2 separate regions of the Homo sapiens genome follow, and region 1 is linked to region 2. Evidence: chromatin contacts called from ENCODE POLR2A ChIA-PET data. All regions are on one chromosome and are shown on one strand. The core of a region is the stretch at or near the end of the contact, and the rest is flanking DNA. Distances in the headings are between cores, read along the strand shown. Region 1 holds the start of ZNF595 (zinc finger protein 595). Region 2 holds the start of ZNF718 (zinc finger protein 718).

Evidence for each region. ChIA-PET counts read pairs that join two places held with the same protein, here RNA polymerase II (POLR2A).
Region 1: POLR2A ChIA-PET joins it to region 2 with 86 read pairs in CD4-positive, alpha-beta T cell. The contact joins the promoter of ZNF595 here to the promoter of ZNF718 in region 2. POLR2A ChIA-PET finds 5 or more read pairs at or near these places in 22 of 52 experiments (A673, AG04450, CD4-positive, alpha-beta T cell and 15 more).

What each region holds. Positions count from the first base shown.
Region 1 is chr4:49,151-56,783 of GRCh38, forward strand. It overlaps ZNF595 (zinc finger protein 595), which reads left to right and starts at 4,171. Exons shown (of 4, transcript NM_182524.4): 1 at 4,171-4,341. The coding sequence starts at 4,339. It also overlaps the pseudogene LOC105374377. RefSeq lists enhancers at 4,032-4,973, 4,974-5,914.
Region 2 is chr4:123,251-130,885 of GRCh38, forward strand. ZNF718 (zinc finger protein 718) reads left to right here and starts at 1,251. Exons shown (of 4, transcript NM_001039127.6): 1 at 1,251-1,423; 2 at 7,538-7,635. The coding sequence starts at 1,421. It overlaps LOC124900641, which reads right to left and starts at 2,341. Exons shown (of 1, transcript XM_047416469.1): 1 at 1-2,341. The coding sequence starts at 1,998. The coding sequence ends at 1,522. RefSeq lists enhancers at 1,236-1,675, 1,966-2,165, 2,426-2,485.

The DNA of each region.
Region 1 (7,633 bases), core at 2,921-5,420, 71 kb before region 2:
AACTTTAATATAAGCATTAATTTGTTTGAAATATAAAGTATTATAAAATATTGTAATTAAGCTTACAGATAATTTTTAAAATATATACATTATGACTAATATACCAAAATTATTTATATGTACACATTTATATTTAATACCCAAAGAAAATTTACTACCACATTGCTACAGTAGATATTAACCTGACATGTTTATTAATTGATCCTATAGGTATAATTATAGGTCAGCATAATTTTACAGTCTATTCTTTTATTTTACTAAATTAGGAATGCCACTATTCCCGGACAAATAAATGCAGGTGATGTGGCCACCCAAGAATCATAGTAGCTCTTCAGTTAGCTATCTTGCAATCTCTGATATAATTCTACTATGTGAATAGAGTGAATTCCAATTCTTCATCAAAAAGTGCTGGTGGAGGTTGTCAGGTGTGTTCCAGTATAGATTCCCAATCCAACGGCCGGCAGATGGGAGAGCAGCAGAGATGGAAATTCTGCTCAGAATAAGCCCTCTTTCTCATAATACTTGTATTTCTCATGCTGAGAGTAGCTGTGCACTTTTGGTGTTTAGAGAAGAACTTCTTTGGAAGAATATTTTCTGGTCAATTTGACCAATGTTACATGTAATCTGAATTTGTCTTTAAGATTCTTTCAACCTCTTTTCTTCTCTCAATACGGTTTTACTCAGACTGAGAGCTGTCTTTCTCTTCAATGCTTTGGGAATTCAGTGCTTTGTGTCTAAGCCCTATTAATATCACATGGTGTCTGTGAGTGAGGGGGGCTGTCACCGTGAGAACTCCTGGAGCTGCTCTATCTAGATCCATGCTATGTATCCAGCAATATTCTTTTTGTGTCAGTATTATAAATAGAAACTGAGGCTGAAACATTGCTCCCGTTTCCCTTATTGCAAAAGTGCAATTCTACCCAAGAGCCCTGCAGGCTCTCCTCCTGCAGCTCAGGGACCCCGCTCTGTAATGTAAAATGTGGGGACCCCACTCTCTAATGTAAAATGTGAGCTGCCAGCTGTGGGCTGTGCCTCAGTGGTAGATGGCAGGGTTTGGGAGAGGACACAGGCCACCAGGAGAGGGCAAGCAGAATTGCTGCAGCCCAGGGCTTAGTGAGTAGGGATCCATTGCTTTGAAATATAAATAGCCGGCCGGGCGCGGTGGCTCATGCCTGTAATCCCAGCACTTTGGGAGGCCAAGGCGGGCAGATCACAAGGTCAGGAGATCGAGACCATCCTGGCTAACACAGTGAAATCCCGTCTCTACTAAAAATACAAAAAAATTAGCCAGGTGTGGTGGCGGGCACCTGTAGTCCCAGCTACTGGGGAGGCTGAGTCAGGAGAATGGCGTGAACCCGGGAGGCAGAGCTTGCAGTAAGCCAAGATCGCACCACTGCACTCCAGCCTGGGCGACAGAGCAAGACTCTGTCTCAAAAAAAGAAAAAAAAAGAAATATAAATAGCCAAGATGATAGTACCCTATCTCACTCTTTCTGTACGAGATGGAGGGTGACTTAGAGCCACTTAGAGCCACTTACAGCTGAAGGTAAGGTAGGCTTACCTGCAACAGGCACCTGGCTCTAAGTTGCAAAACTGCCTCCTATCATGATGTTGGAAGTTTATTTTTTCTTTGCATATAACCAACCAGCATACACAGAAGGCCTCCCCAATTACCAGGTGAGTTTAAGATGAACTATGTATAACAAATGGTTTGTACAGAAGGGAGGCAGGAGAATGGGGTATGGAGGCAGAGAACTTAAGGCCAATTTGTGCTGACTTCCTAAAAGAAAAAACACCAAGGTCTGGAGGCAGGAAACCTAAGGCCAATTAAGGCAAACTTCCAACAGCTAAACCAAAAGAAAAAGTCCCATCTCCCCACACCTGAATAGCAAAGGATCAAAGGCTACTGTCCCTACAACCCTCCCCTTTCTACCACTTCTCAGGTAGAAAGGGAAAGTGCCTTGGAGTGGCTGCAGGCCAAGCACCTGCATTCCTTCATCCGCATAGCGTGCCAATTCTCCTAAGCCTTTAATTAGCCACAGACCAAATCCTTAATCCATATCAGTGGTAGCTGATAGGGACCTCAAAAGGAGTACTAAAAACCCAGAAAACTTCGTAACTGGGTCCTTGAGCCACTTGCTCAAGCCCATACCCACCCTATTTCTTACCTTAATAAATTTCCGCTTTTGATGCTTCCTCCCTCTGTTTTGTTCCTTTGTTACTTTGTGCATTTTGTTCAATTCTTTGTTGCCAAGGACCTGGACAACTCACACTCACGGCCTTCGTTCTGGGAACAGAAGTGCAGTTAGATGTGGATGCATGTGATTGGTGCTTAAACTCACAGTGCCCCACACCAAAGGAGAAAAACACATAGTTACAGCCTGTGTGTCCAAATTAGGTCCAGATTAGGTCCAAGGACAAATAGCAAAACAAGAAGATTGCCTTTAATCTTTTCCCTCCACTTCTAAACTCTGGAGGACAAGGCTGTGAAGAGATCTGAAGACATGGTGTTCTCTGCTTGTGTGGCCCCAACATTCTTTGTTTGCTGTCTGATATTTGAAAGGAAGAGGAACCTTTGATAGAGGAGGCAGTCGGACGCTGGTTAGGCAGATAGAGAGAGGGCCTGGGGAGAGGAAAAACACGTGTGGGACCGCACCTGCACCACCTCTGTAGCTAGCAGGAAGAAATGTGGTTAAGAACTTCCTCTTATGCCAGGATGTTGCTCCAAAGGGACTGTCCCAACTTAGCACAGGCGCAATAAATCAACCCAAATGTCCTTAACTTGACCCAGCTCATTATAAGGTCATTAACATGACATTAGCATTGTGGTTTTGGCTCTCCTCGTGTAAGTTTCGCTTAGGCACTCATGGGTAATAACCAAAATGGAGTCACTGTGGCCAATCCCAGGCATGCGCAGATGCAACACCCTTAGTGAGGAACTTTACCCCTCCCATTTGGGCAGAACCCACAGAAGACATACTTGTTCTTGCCACATAAAAGACCCAGACCTCAGCCTCATTTCTGGCAACCTGCTTTCAGGTCCCCTCTTGCTTCTGAGAGCTTTCCTTTTGCTTAATAAATCCTACTCTGCCTTGCTCACTCTCTGGTATCCGTGTGCTTCATTCTTTTTGGTCGTGGCACAAGAGTCCCGACCTGGCTGAACCGAGGAGACCACCACACCTCCACCAAACAGCAACTGGGAAACCGTGGTCTTCACGTGGATACTCTCAGCTTGCAGCCCCTGCTCTCTCTAGGGGCACTGTCCCACCCACCCTTGAGCCTGAGGAGAAAAGTTGGTAGAGAGGCTGGTCCCTTACTTCCAGCAGAAAAGAGGTGTTCAGGCCCTCACTTCCCTAAGGGAAGAGAGCCCTCATGGCTGCGCTCAATGTGGCAGCCACCTGCCATATGTAGCTACTGGGTACCTGGAATGTGACTGGTTTGAAGTAAAATGTGCTGCAAACATAAAATACACAGTGAGTTTAGAAGAATTAGATCAGAAATACATAAAATACACAGTGAGTTTAGAAGAATTAGATCAGAAATATACTTTATTTCTAATTATATATCAATCACATATTAAAACAATATTTTGATACAATGAGTTAAAAATTATTACAAACAACTTCACTCTTTAAATATTATTTTTGACGTGGCTAATAAAAACGCAAAATTCACAAATTAATATTTTATTTTTTAAAGGATTGCTTCCCTCTTAAAATCTCAGGTGTCCTACTCAAAAGACTAGCGGCCAGAAGGGTTATGAAATCTAAAATATTAAAATAATTGTCATTATATCACTTCCGTTTGTGAAAAAGTGTGTGTGCATGCATGTGTGCATGCGTGTGTGTGCGCGCGTGTGTGTGCGCGCGTGTGTGCACGTCTGTGTGTAAGTGTATTTTACAAGTGGACATAACCTTACACACAACAAGGTTAAAAAAAACACCCCTGGGCTGCGTCAGGCCAAGCCGGGAGAGAAAGCCCCGCCTGAAAGGGCCTGGAGGCCCCAGCCTGTCACTCTTGCCACATCAGTGGAGTGTATGGTTGCAAATTCTGTTACTCAAGGCCCGAGGGCGGGGATTGGAGTAATATCCAATCAGAGTGTCGGAATGAGAACTGCCCAATCAGGCCCGCAGCCAGAGAGGAGGGGTTGGCTTCCGGGATCTGGCGCGGCGTTTTCCTCTGGCTCCTGCGAGGGCTTGGTTTAGGGCTTCAGCTCTCTGCGTTCTCGGCTCCGGGAGGCCTCGGTGATTCAGCCACAGCCTCTGCCTCCCGTTGCTCTGTGACCTGAGGGTATTGGACAATTTGTAGCTAAGACTCCCGGATACCCTGAAGTCGGGAAATGGTGAGTGTGCGGGGCAGGGCGTCCGGAGGCTGGGGAGGCCTCATCGGAACCGGCGGGAAATGGCGGCGGCGGGACCGAGTCTGCGAACGGAGTCCCCGCTGCCGCCTCTCAGCCCTCAGTCCCCTCCGGTGACGGACCGGGCTCCTGTCGGTCCCCGCACGGCGGCTCTGGCCCAGCCTGCGGCCCTCCTTGTGCAGTTCTGCGCCCGCAGCCCCGCACCTTCCCTGGGCCGCGGGGTGAGGAGGAGCTCATCTGGAAGACGCCGGCGCCCGCGTGCGAGGTGCCCGCCTGGGAGGAGCTGTGGTCCGGGGGTCCGGTCCCTACTTTACCCTGTTCGGAATGAGATCGAGGCCCCATCGAAACAAAGTTCATGTGAGCAAACGGGGTCTCATTAATGGGACAGCGTCGGCCGCGGCTCCTGGTTTGGGGACTGCCAGCGGGTCTTGAAGGAAAGGCTTTTGTGAGGTGTGTGAGCAAGCGAAGCAAATCACCCGCCCGCTCCAACTATTCCACCAGTCCCTTTGCCCTGTGCACCTCCTCCGCGTGGCTGTTCCTGAGTAACATCTTTTAGAATACGCTGGTGTCGGTGCGCACGGCGCTTCTCAGTTCTGTGAGTAGTTCTGCCACATTGCTGAACTTGAGGGTGTGGGCGCCCCTGGTTTGTAGACAGGCGTTCAGAAATGAAGACGGGTGTCCAGAGGCAGGGACTGGCGTCTGCAGCGGGAGCAGTTGTGGGAAGAGCGCTGAGCTTGTGGGGTCTGCGCTGACTCTGGGTGGTGTCGTTAGTGAGTTGCTGGACACCGCGTTGGGGTTGGAGCATTGACTGGTGTTGAGGAAACTCCGCACGTTTTCTGTCAGAAGAAAGACATGGCTGAGCCTGGGCTGGAGAAAGATGCCTGGTGTCTGCGGGAGGCGCGGCCGGGTTCTGCATATGTGCTGTCCCGCTGGGCACTGTCCTTTTCCTCCAGGTCTCCTTCCGGGGAGAGAGGGGACCCAGAACAAAGAGGAAAGGAGTTCTGAGAAACATCCCTTCCCTGCACCCTGCTGCCAGCCCCCACCCAATGCTAGTCCACTCCTGAGCACGCCCACCGGGCATTCGCATTGCCCCACTCTTCCCAGTACAGGATTCCACCTCAGGAATTGTGCCCATGGCAGCTTTGCGCCTAGCGTTTTCTGCCAAAAACACACGCAGTGCCCAGAAGTCTCCTGGCTCATCTCAACCGCAGACCGGATCTACAGCAGGAACCTGCTTCCTTCACCCACCCAGGCTTCCGGACCACCTGATCCTAATCCCTTCTGTCTTTGTAGACATGGAATCAGAGCGTAGCCCTGCCTCGGCCTGTACCTGTGGCACAAACCAGTGCTTTAGTCAGTCCTGCCCTGCTCCCACTCATGGCTTTTTTTTTTTGAGATGGCGTCTTGCTCTGTTGCCCAGGCTGGAGTGCAGTGGCGTGATCTCGGCTTACTGCAAGCTCCGCCTCCCAGGTTCACGCCATTCTCCTAACTCAGTCTCCCGAGTAGCTGGGATTACAGGCGCCCGCCACCATGCCTGGCTAATTTTTTTTTTTTTGTATTTTTAGTAGAGACGGGGTTTCACCGTGTTAGCCAGGATGGTCTGGATCTCCTGACCTTGAGCCCTCCCGCCTCGGCCTGCCAAAGTGCTGGGATTACAGGCGTGAGCCACCGCGCCCGGCCTCCCACCCATGGCTGTTGATAGCTCCTTTCTCTTCTGCTTTTTCCTTCCCCACAAATTCTCTTTTCTGTGTACACGGTGTGCCCAAGTCCATCCCTCAGGTGCCTATGAGAATTCAGACGTTAGTGAGTTCGAAACCAGGCCTTTTGGCCTGGCTGTTGTAGGAGCAAACACAAATTAGAAGAGGCTTAATGCTTTCTCTTTAGAACGAGGGAAGAATTTTTGCTCTTCTCCTTTTTCTTAAAGCATTTAGTTTGAGAACTTTTATATTTAAATATTTTCTCTGCTTCTTTGAAATATATGTAAATCATTTTTATCAGTTAAATAGGTCATTTGTCTTTTTTGGCTCAAAATTGTCTTCATCTGGGACCTGGGAACTATTGCTTTGAAATGTAAATAGCAAGAATATACACCCTATTTCACAGTTTCTGTAGGGGACTAGGAGGCTGCCTTCAGCAGGTACCTAGCTCCACATTGCAAATCTACATCCTGTCACGAAGATGTGGATGTTTATTTTTTCTTTAATGATTAGAAAAAATTAGAAAACCCAGATGACCTCTCAAATTACATGATGAAATTATAATAAATTGTGTATGACAAATGGTGCTTTCAAGGCTTCTACTTGAGAACTAATTATGGTGACTTTCTGTGTTTGCATTTTCTTAGATTGCTTGTGATGCACATCATATTTTGGTTTAATTATACAACAAAACATTTTCTTGCAGTTCTGTTACTGTGGAGACTTTTTTAGGATTGCAGATGATTTTGCTTTTAGTTATATTTTCCACACACTGTCCAGAATTACCAGATGTTATACACAAAATGTCGAGCAGACTTCACTTGAGAAAACATTCTTTCTCAGGATTCCAGTCACAACCTGCAATTGTGCGGCAAAGTGCAGCAAAGTATTTCCTAAATCTGCAAACAGAATGGTCTCTCTCTTGGCATCTACAGTCCTTTCTAGAGCAGTTAAATTTCTACAAAAATAACTTTTCAGGACAGCAGTCAGTTATTTCACCGCCTTCAGTGCTCCTGGCATCTTCCGTTCTGACACTGATTTCAGAGATATGGGGCCCATAAACCTAACCAGATTCACACATACGCATCGATTAAACCTGAGAAATTCTGCTCCCTCCCACCTCCCCTTGCCCACATGCCCACAAACATTTGGCATGGGCCACATTGTGGCCCACAAACATAGCTCACCAGCCCTCCAAGACCTAAATGTGCAGTTCCAAATTCTGAATTTATGTCCTGAGATTTGATAAAAGAACTTTTATTTGAGAAATACAAGTTTTTAGATTTATCAGACCCAGAGATGTGTTAAAATGAGACCACACTCACATACTGTTCTCCTCCTTGAACTATTTGTCTTTTGAAATTGCTTGCTATTGCCACAAGTGGCTGTAAATTAACCTAATAATGCCACACTGGACACTATGACCCATACCCTATAGCTTAACTATGTATATGGCCAATCACTAACCAATGTTACTTCTATAAACCAATAAGAATTTCTGACACCTTTCTATCAATCTCCTCTCTGACTTCCTTTTTGCCTGTAAAAATATGCTTGTAACTGCTTCTAATTGGAGTGTA
Region 2 (7,635 bases), core at 1-2,500:
ACAGCATCGAAGGGGACCCCAGTTGGTTGCCACTGCTGGCTGGGGTGGTCAGCTTTTATTCCACCTCCCATTTCCCCTTAATTGTGCCCTCCCGTGTTCCGTTTTTGTCCTATCACAGTGCCCTTTTTTCAATCCTCCCTGCAATTGGCTACTTTTAGGATCCTGCTGATTGGTGCATTTTACAGAGTGCTGATTGGTGCATTTTACAATCCCCTTGCTAGCTACAGAGCACTGATTGGTGCGTTTTTACAGAGTGCTGATTGGTACATTTTACAATCCTCTTGTAAGACAGGAAAGTTCTCCAAGTCCCCAGTTTACCCAGGAAGTCCAGCTGGCTTCACCTCTCAATTATATATTGATCACATATTAAAACAATAATATTTTGGATATAGTAGGCTAAAATTATCACAAACAATCTCACTTGTTTTTATTATTTTCGATGTGGCTAATAAAAAATTGAAAATTCACTAATAGCTAACATTTTATTTTTTAGAGGATTACTTCCTTCTTAAAATCTCATGTGTCCTACTCAAAAGACCAGAGGCCAGAAAGGTTATAAAACATTAAAATAATTGTCATTATATTGTTTCCGTTTGTGAACAAGTTTGTGTATGCACGCGTGCATGTGTACGTGTGTGTGCATGTGCGTGCATGCATGCGTGTGTGTATAATTTATATTATAAATGGACCTAACCTTACATACCACAAGGTTAAAAAAATGACCACTGGGCTGTACCAAGCCAAGCACAGAGATAACACCCCAGCCTGGGCCGGGCGTGGTGGCTCACGCCTTTAATCCCAGCATTTTGGGAGACATAGGCGAACAGATACCCTGAGGTCAGGAGTTCAAGACCAGCCTGGCCAACATGGTGAAACCCTGTCTCTGCTAAAAATACAGAAATTGGCCGGGTGTGGTGGTGGGCACCTGTAATCCCAGCTACTTGGGAGGCTGAGGAGAATCGCTTAAACCCGGGAGGCAGAGGTTGCAGAGAGCCGAGTTCGCGCCACTGCACTCCAGCCTGGGCGAGAAGAGCCAGACTCAAAAAACAAACACAAAAAACCTGCCTCAAAGTACCAGGAGGCCAGAGCCTGTCACTCTCGCCTCATTCAGTGCTGTGTATGGTTGCAACTTCTGTCACTCAAGGCCTGAGGCGGGAGACTTACAGCTCTATCCAATTAGAGCGCTGGATTGACAACTGCCGAATGAGGCGCGCAGCAGAGAGGAGGGTGCGGCATCCGGGATCTGGCGCGGCTTTTGCTTGTAGCTCCAGCCAGAGCTCGGTTAGGGCCTCATCGCTCTGCTCCCGCTCCTTAGGGAAGCCTCGGTGATTCTGCCACAGCCTCAGCCTCTGTGGCTCTGTGACCTGCCGGTATTGGATGATTCGTATCTAAGACTCTGGGACACTCCTGAAGTCGGGAAATGGTGAGTGTGCAGGGCAGGGCGTCCCAAGGCTGTGGAGGCCTCATCGGAACCGGCGGGAAATGGCGGCGGTGGGAGGAGTCTGTGAATGGAGTTCCCGCTCAGCCCTCTGTCCTCAGTCCCCTCCGGTGAGGGACCCGCGCTCTTGTCAGTCCCCGTACAGCGGCTCTGGCCCAGCCTGCAGCCCTCCTTGTGCAGCTCTGCGCCGGTAGCCCTGCACTTTCCCCGGGCTGTGGAGTGAGTAGGAGCTCATCCGGAAGACACCGCGGCGGCCTGCGCGGTGCCGGCGTGGGAGGAGCTGTGGTCCGGAATCCCGTCCCTACTTTACCCTGTTCAGAATGAGATTGAGGCCCCATCAAAACATGGAGTTCATGTGAGCAAACAGGACTTATTAATGGGAAAGCTCTGCCGTGGCTCGTGGTTTGGGGACTGCCAGCGGGTCTTGAAGGAAAGGCTTTTGTGAGGTGTGTGAGGAAGCGAAGCAAATCACCTGCCTGCGCCAACTTTGCCGCCAGTCCCCTTGCCCTGTGCGCCTCCTCCGCGTGGCTGTTCCTGAATACGCTGGTGTCTGTTCGCATCTTTTAGAATACGCTGGTGTCGGTGCGCACAGCGCTTCTCTTAGTTCTGTGAGTAGTTCTGCCACATTATTGAACTTGAGGAGGGTGTGGGCGTCCCTGGTTTGTAGGCAGGGGTTCAGAAATGAAGACGGGTGTCCAGAGGCAGGGACTGGCGTCTGCAGGAGAGCAGCTGCGGGAAGAGTGCTGAGCTTGTGGGGTCAGCGCTGACTCTGGGTGGTGTCGTTAGTGAGTTGCTGGACACCCCGTTGGGGTTGGAGCATTGACTGGTGTTGAGGAAACTCCGCAAGTTTTCTGTCAGAAGAAAGACATGGCCGAGTCTGGGTTGGAGGAAGTCACCTGGTGTCCGCAGGAGGCGCGGCCGGGTTCTGCACAGGCGCTGTCCCGCTGGGCACTGTCCTCTTCCTCCAGGCCTCCTCCCGGGGAGAAAGGGGACTGGGAACTTAGAGGAAAGCAGTTCTAAGAAACATCCCTTCCCCGCATCCTGCTGCCAGCCCCCACCCAATGCTAACCCACTCCTGAGCACGCCCACTGGGCATTCGCACGGCCACACCTGGCCTAAGACAGGGTTCTACCCTCAGGAATTGTGCCCATGGCAGTTTTGCTCCTACAGTTTTCTGCCAAAAGCACACGCAGTGCCCAGAAGACTCCTGGCTCATCTCAACCCCAGATCTGTTTAGCAGGAGCCCGTTTCCTTCTCCAACCCAGGCTTCTGGACCATCTGATCTTAATCTCCTATGCCTTTATGGACTCAGGAATCAGTCAGTGCGTAGCCCTGCCTGGGCCTGTACCTGTAGCACAAACCAGTCCTTTCATCAGTTGTGCCCTGCCCCCACCCCATGGCTCTTGATAGCTCCTTGCTGTCTTGTGCTTTTTCCTTCCCCACAAATCCTCTTTTCTGTGCATACAGTGTGCCCAAGTTCATCCCTTACGTGCCTACAAGAATTCAGACGTTAGGGAATTCAAGACCATGCCTTAGACCTGGCTGTTGTAGGAGCAAATACAAATTAGAAGAGGCTTAATGATTTCTCTTTAGAGTGAGGGAAGAATTTTTGCTCTTCTCCCTTTTCTTAAAGCATTTAGGTGGAAAATTTTTATAATTATTTTCACCAGTTTTTGAAATATATGTAAATCATTTTTATCAGTTAAATAGGTCATTTGTCTTTTTTGACTCAGACTTGTCTTTATCTAGGACTTGGGAACTATTGCTTTGAAATGTGAATAGCAAGAATATATCCCACAGTTTCTGTAGGAGGGTGGGAGGCTGCCTTCAGCAGGTACCTGGCTCCACATTGTGGGTCTACGTCCTGTCATGAAGATGTGGGAAGTTTATTTTTCTTTTGAATATTACCAATTAGAAAACCCAGATTACCTCCCAAATTACTAGGTGAAATAATAAACTGTGTAAATGGTGCTTTCAAGTCTTCTACTTAAGAACTAATGGTGACTTTTTTTCTGTGTTTGCAGTCTCTTAGTAGATTGCCTGTGATGCACATCACATTTTGGTTTAATTATATAACAAAACATTTTCTTGCTGTTCTATTATGGTGGAAAATTTTTTTAGGATTGGAGATAATTTTTCTCTTTTTTTTTTTTTTTAAGACGGAGTCTTCGCTGTGTCGCCAGGCTGGAGTGCAGTAGTGCGATCTCGGCTCACCGCATTCTCCACCTCCCAGGTTCAAGCGATTCACCTGCTCAGCCTCCTGAGTAGTTGGGATTACAGGCGCGCCACCACACTCAGCTAATTTTTTTGTATTTTTAGTAGAGACGGGGTTTCGCCATGTTGGCCAGGATGGTCTCCATCTTCTGACCTCATGATCCACCGGCCTTGGCCTCCCAAAGTGCTGGGATTATAGGCGTGAGCCACCGTGCCTGGCTGAAAATTTTTCTTTTAGTCATATTTTCCATGCACTGTTTAGAAGTACTGGACGTTATATACAAAGTGCCCACCAGGCTTCACTTGAGAGAAAAACCTTTCTTCTCAGGATTCCAGCCACAACCCACAATTGTATGACAAAGTGCAGCAAGGTGCTCCCCAAATCTGCAAACAAAATAGTCTCTCTATTTGGGATCTACAGTCCCTTCTAGAGCAGTTAGACTAGATTTCTACAAAAATCACTTCAGGACAGCAATCAGTTATTTCACCTCCTTCAGTGCTCCTGTCATCTTCAGATCTGACACGGATTCAGAGATCACGGGGCCCATAAACCCAACCAGGATCATACATGTGCATTGATTAAACTTGAGAACTTCAATTCTCTCCCTCCTCCCTTTGCCCAAATGCCCGCAAATGTGCATAGCTCACCAGCCCTCCAAGACCTAAATGTGCAGTTCCAAATTCTGAATTTATTTTCTGGGATTTGAGAGAAGAAAAGAACTTTTATTTGAGAAATACATGTTCTTTTAATGATCAGACCCAGAGACTGGTTAAAATGAGACCACAGTGATGTACTGTTCCCGTCTTTGAACTATTTGTCTTTTGAAATTGCTTGCTATTGGCACAAGTGGCTATAAATTAACCTAATAATGCCACACTGGACACTATAATCCACACCCAATAGCTTAACAATGTATATAACCAATCACTAACCAATGTTACTTCTGTAAATAAGAATTCCTGACAACTTTCTATCCTGCCTTCCTTTTTGCCTTTACAAATATACTTGTAATTGGAGTGTATATTCAGGTAGCTTTATACTCCAGGATTGCAGTCTTCAAGCTTTGGCCCCAGAAAACTCTCTACTTATATTATGTTTATCCCAGTATTTCCTTTTAGGTCAAAATATTCTTAAGAATGTGTTGAAGGAGCCTCCATGAGGTGATCTCTCCTCTGGTTTTACTCTGCTTACTCTAACCCCTAAGAATGTAGAGGCACATTGATCCCACCTAGAATCTGCATACAAAAGTTGGCCTCTGCCTGGGATTCCCAACACTGGACCAGACTTTGGGTTGAAGACATACGAAAAACTCACAGAAGACATTTTCTGCATCATGAGAGGTCAATGTAGACATCTTAAGCCCCATTTTTAGAGTGGGGCCCTTTGAGTTTTCCAGATCTTGTTCAGTGACCTGCTACAGCTGTGTGAGAGGCTTCTGATGGGAACAGAATCCTGTGGCAGAATCTTTAAGTGTAAACAAGCATCTTAGCAGTGGGAGGTAAGGCCACAAAATATCCAGAGCCTTAATGACAACCATAATCACAAGTGTACCTTCCTCCTCTATACTGTGTTATGGGAGTAGAGTACTTTTGTCCTTCTTCTTACCTCAGAGTTAGCTGATCAGGGACAGGGGATATCACATCTGGAGCCAAGATGTGCAGGACCACCAGGACAGCGCCATTTTCTGTTTGCACCACACAAAGTCAGCCTGAGTGTCTCCTCCGTGGATCACTATGAGGGCATCATTACTCAGCATCTTTGAGTAATGAGACATTTGAGGATGTCATGTGCAGACTGGGGTCAGTCTGACAAGGTCTAATTCTGCTCCCATTTCAGAGGAAGATAAGTGACTCATGCAGGGTTTGTTCCTCCCCTCACAGAAAGAATCTCCTTGGTTTGTACCCAGATAAGAATTGCTCCAGTTTTCTGGTTCTTTGGTGAAAAATGAGGAATCTGGAGACTCAAACTGATCAATAAGCTAATTGCTTCTATTTCATATGATCATTAGAAAAAGACATAAAGCAGTCATGGTCCCTACCATCAAGGAACTTGCAGTCTAGAGCACATGAATAAATGATTGAATTCAGCATCGTGTGTTCAGTACAAAGACAGAAACTGTATGGAGACTTAAGCTTAATTTGTGTTACTTCCCTTTTATTGTTTTGTGAGTTTTAATGCCACCATCTGATCAGCTGTTCATTGACAGAAGAGAAATTGTTGTTATTATTTGTGTTGTTTTTACCTTGCTAAGAATAAATAATTAGCTTCTAATATAATTGGTCTAGAAAAACATAAGGGTTTTGGTTAAATTCCTTGTTATTGTGTGTTATAATGTTATAAAATAGGGAATTAGCTAAAATAGATTAAGATACAGAAACTCTGGGAATCAAATTTCTCTTGGGCAGGCTTAGAAAAGACAAAACTGAAAATACTTACGGGCATAGAGAGCAGATGCCTAGGGCCCACCTTCTGTCCCAGTTCTGCCCAGATCCACCCTCTGCTGAACCTTGTCCAGGTCTTACCCCACACTGAAATCTCTCACAGAACTGCTTAGAGGAGATCAGAGTTTGGGGTGGCTACCCCTACTGCCTCTCCAGAGCTGGTGCTCACAATTTCCTGATACCCAAAAGCAGATAAATGAGGAAAAGCAATATACTTTTGTGCCTTAAATTCTTTTTTATAAAATTAAAGTCAGTGTTTCTAGAGACATCCTATCCAGCAACCTGTTCCCCATCTCTGCAGTTTCAGTGGTTTTTTTCACAAGTCTCATAATAACTACAAACACAAAAATAAAAAATTCCTCTGAATTGCACTTAGCACTTCCTTTCTGTATCTGTCCCGTCTCTCTATATTGAGCTATTATTCTACGCATTTAAAAAAAAAAACAATGATAAGAAAACAGAAGAACAAATAGAAATGCTGGGGCCCTGCATTTAAATCCTGGGAAGCATGGGACTACTTTTCAGGATGTTATAGTATTAACACACATAATGTGAACTTCCCAGCACACTGCTCTATGGCATACTTCTGAGCACATAGTACATGCTCTATAAAGATTGCATTGATGCATATACACGTTTTTCAAATGCAGACTTACTCAGACTTGCCACCATCTTCCGCCTCTGTAAACATTAAAGGGCTTGCAGAGAATGCCGTATTTCAAGATGATGATTGGTGGTCTTGTCTTCGGATGTAAAGTATTTGTGTCGTGATAAGGGTGTTGCAGTGAGGGACTCATGCTGTGACTGCTTTTTCTAGCTGAGTGGTATAATGGGTCTAGGGGGAGGAGTGTCAGCAATAAGAAGACTTGCAATAACAGGAGACTTGCAATAAGAAGCTAATTCATGGACCCTTTTCAAACCTGCAGAATTTTGTTACTTACAGTGAGGCTTTGAATACCAAATAATTTATATGCATTTTGAACCTTAGAGGCAATGCTTGGCTGAGTGACTCTTAGCCCAGTCTTGCAGTAGAATTACATGGACAGTCTGAAGAGAAACCATAACGTGTGCCCTCCCCACAGATCCTGTCTGTTTTTCTGGGTGGAAAAATTCCTGTTTTTGGTTAGGCGCGGTGGCTCACGCCTGTAATCCCAGCACTTTGGGAAGCCGAGGCAGGCGGATCACGAGGTCAGAAGATGGAGACCATCCTGGCCAACATCGTGAAACCCTGTCTCTAATAAACAAAAATTAGCCAGGCATGGTGGCGGGTGCCTGTAATCCCAGCTATTCGGGAGGCTGAGGCAGGAGAATCACTTGAGCCTGGGAGGTGAAGTTTGCAGTGAGCTGAGACCGTACCACTGCACTCCAGCCTGGGCAACAGAGCGGGACTCCGTATTAAAAAAAAAAAAAGAATTCTGTCACTTGATAAATGTGTATTTTCAGGAACTCTTAACATTCAAGGATGTGGCCATAGAATTCTCTCCAGAAGAGTGGAAATGTCTGGACACTTCCCAGCAGAATTTATATAGAGATGTGATGTT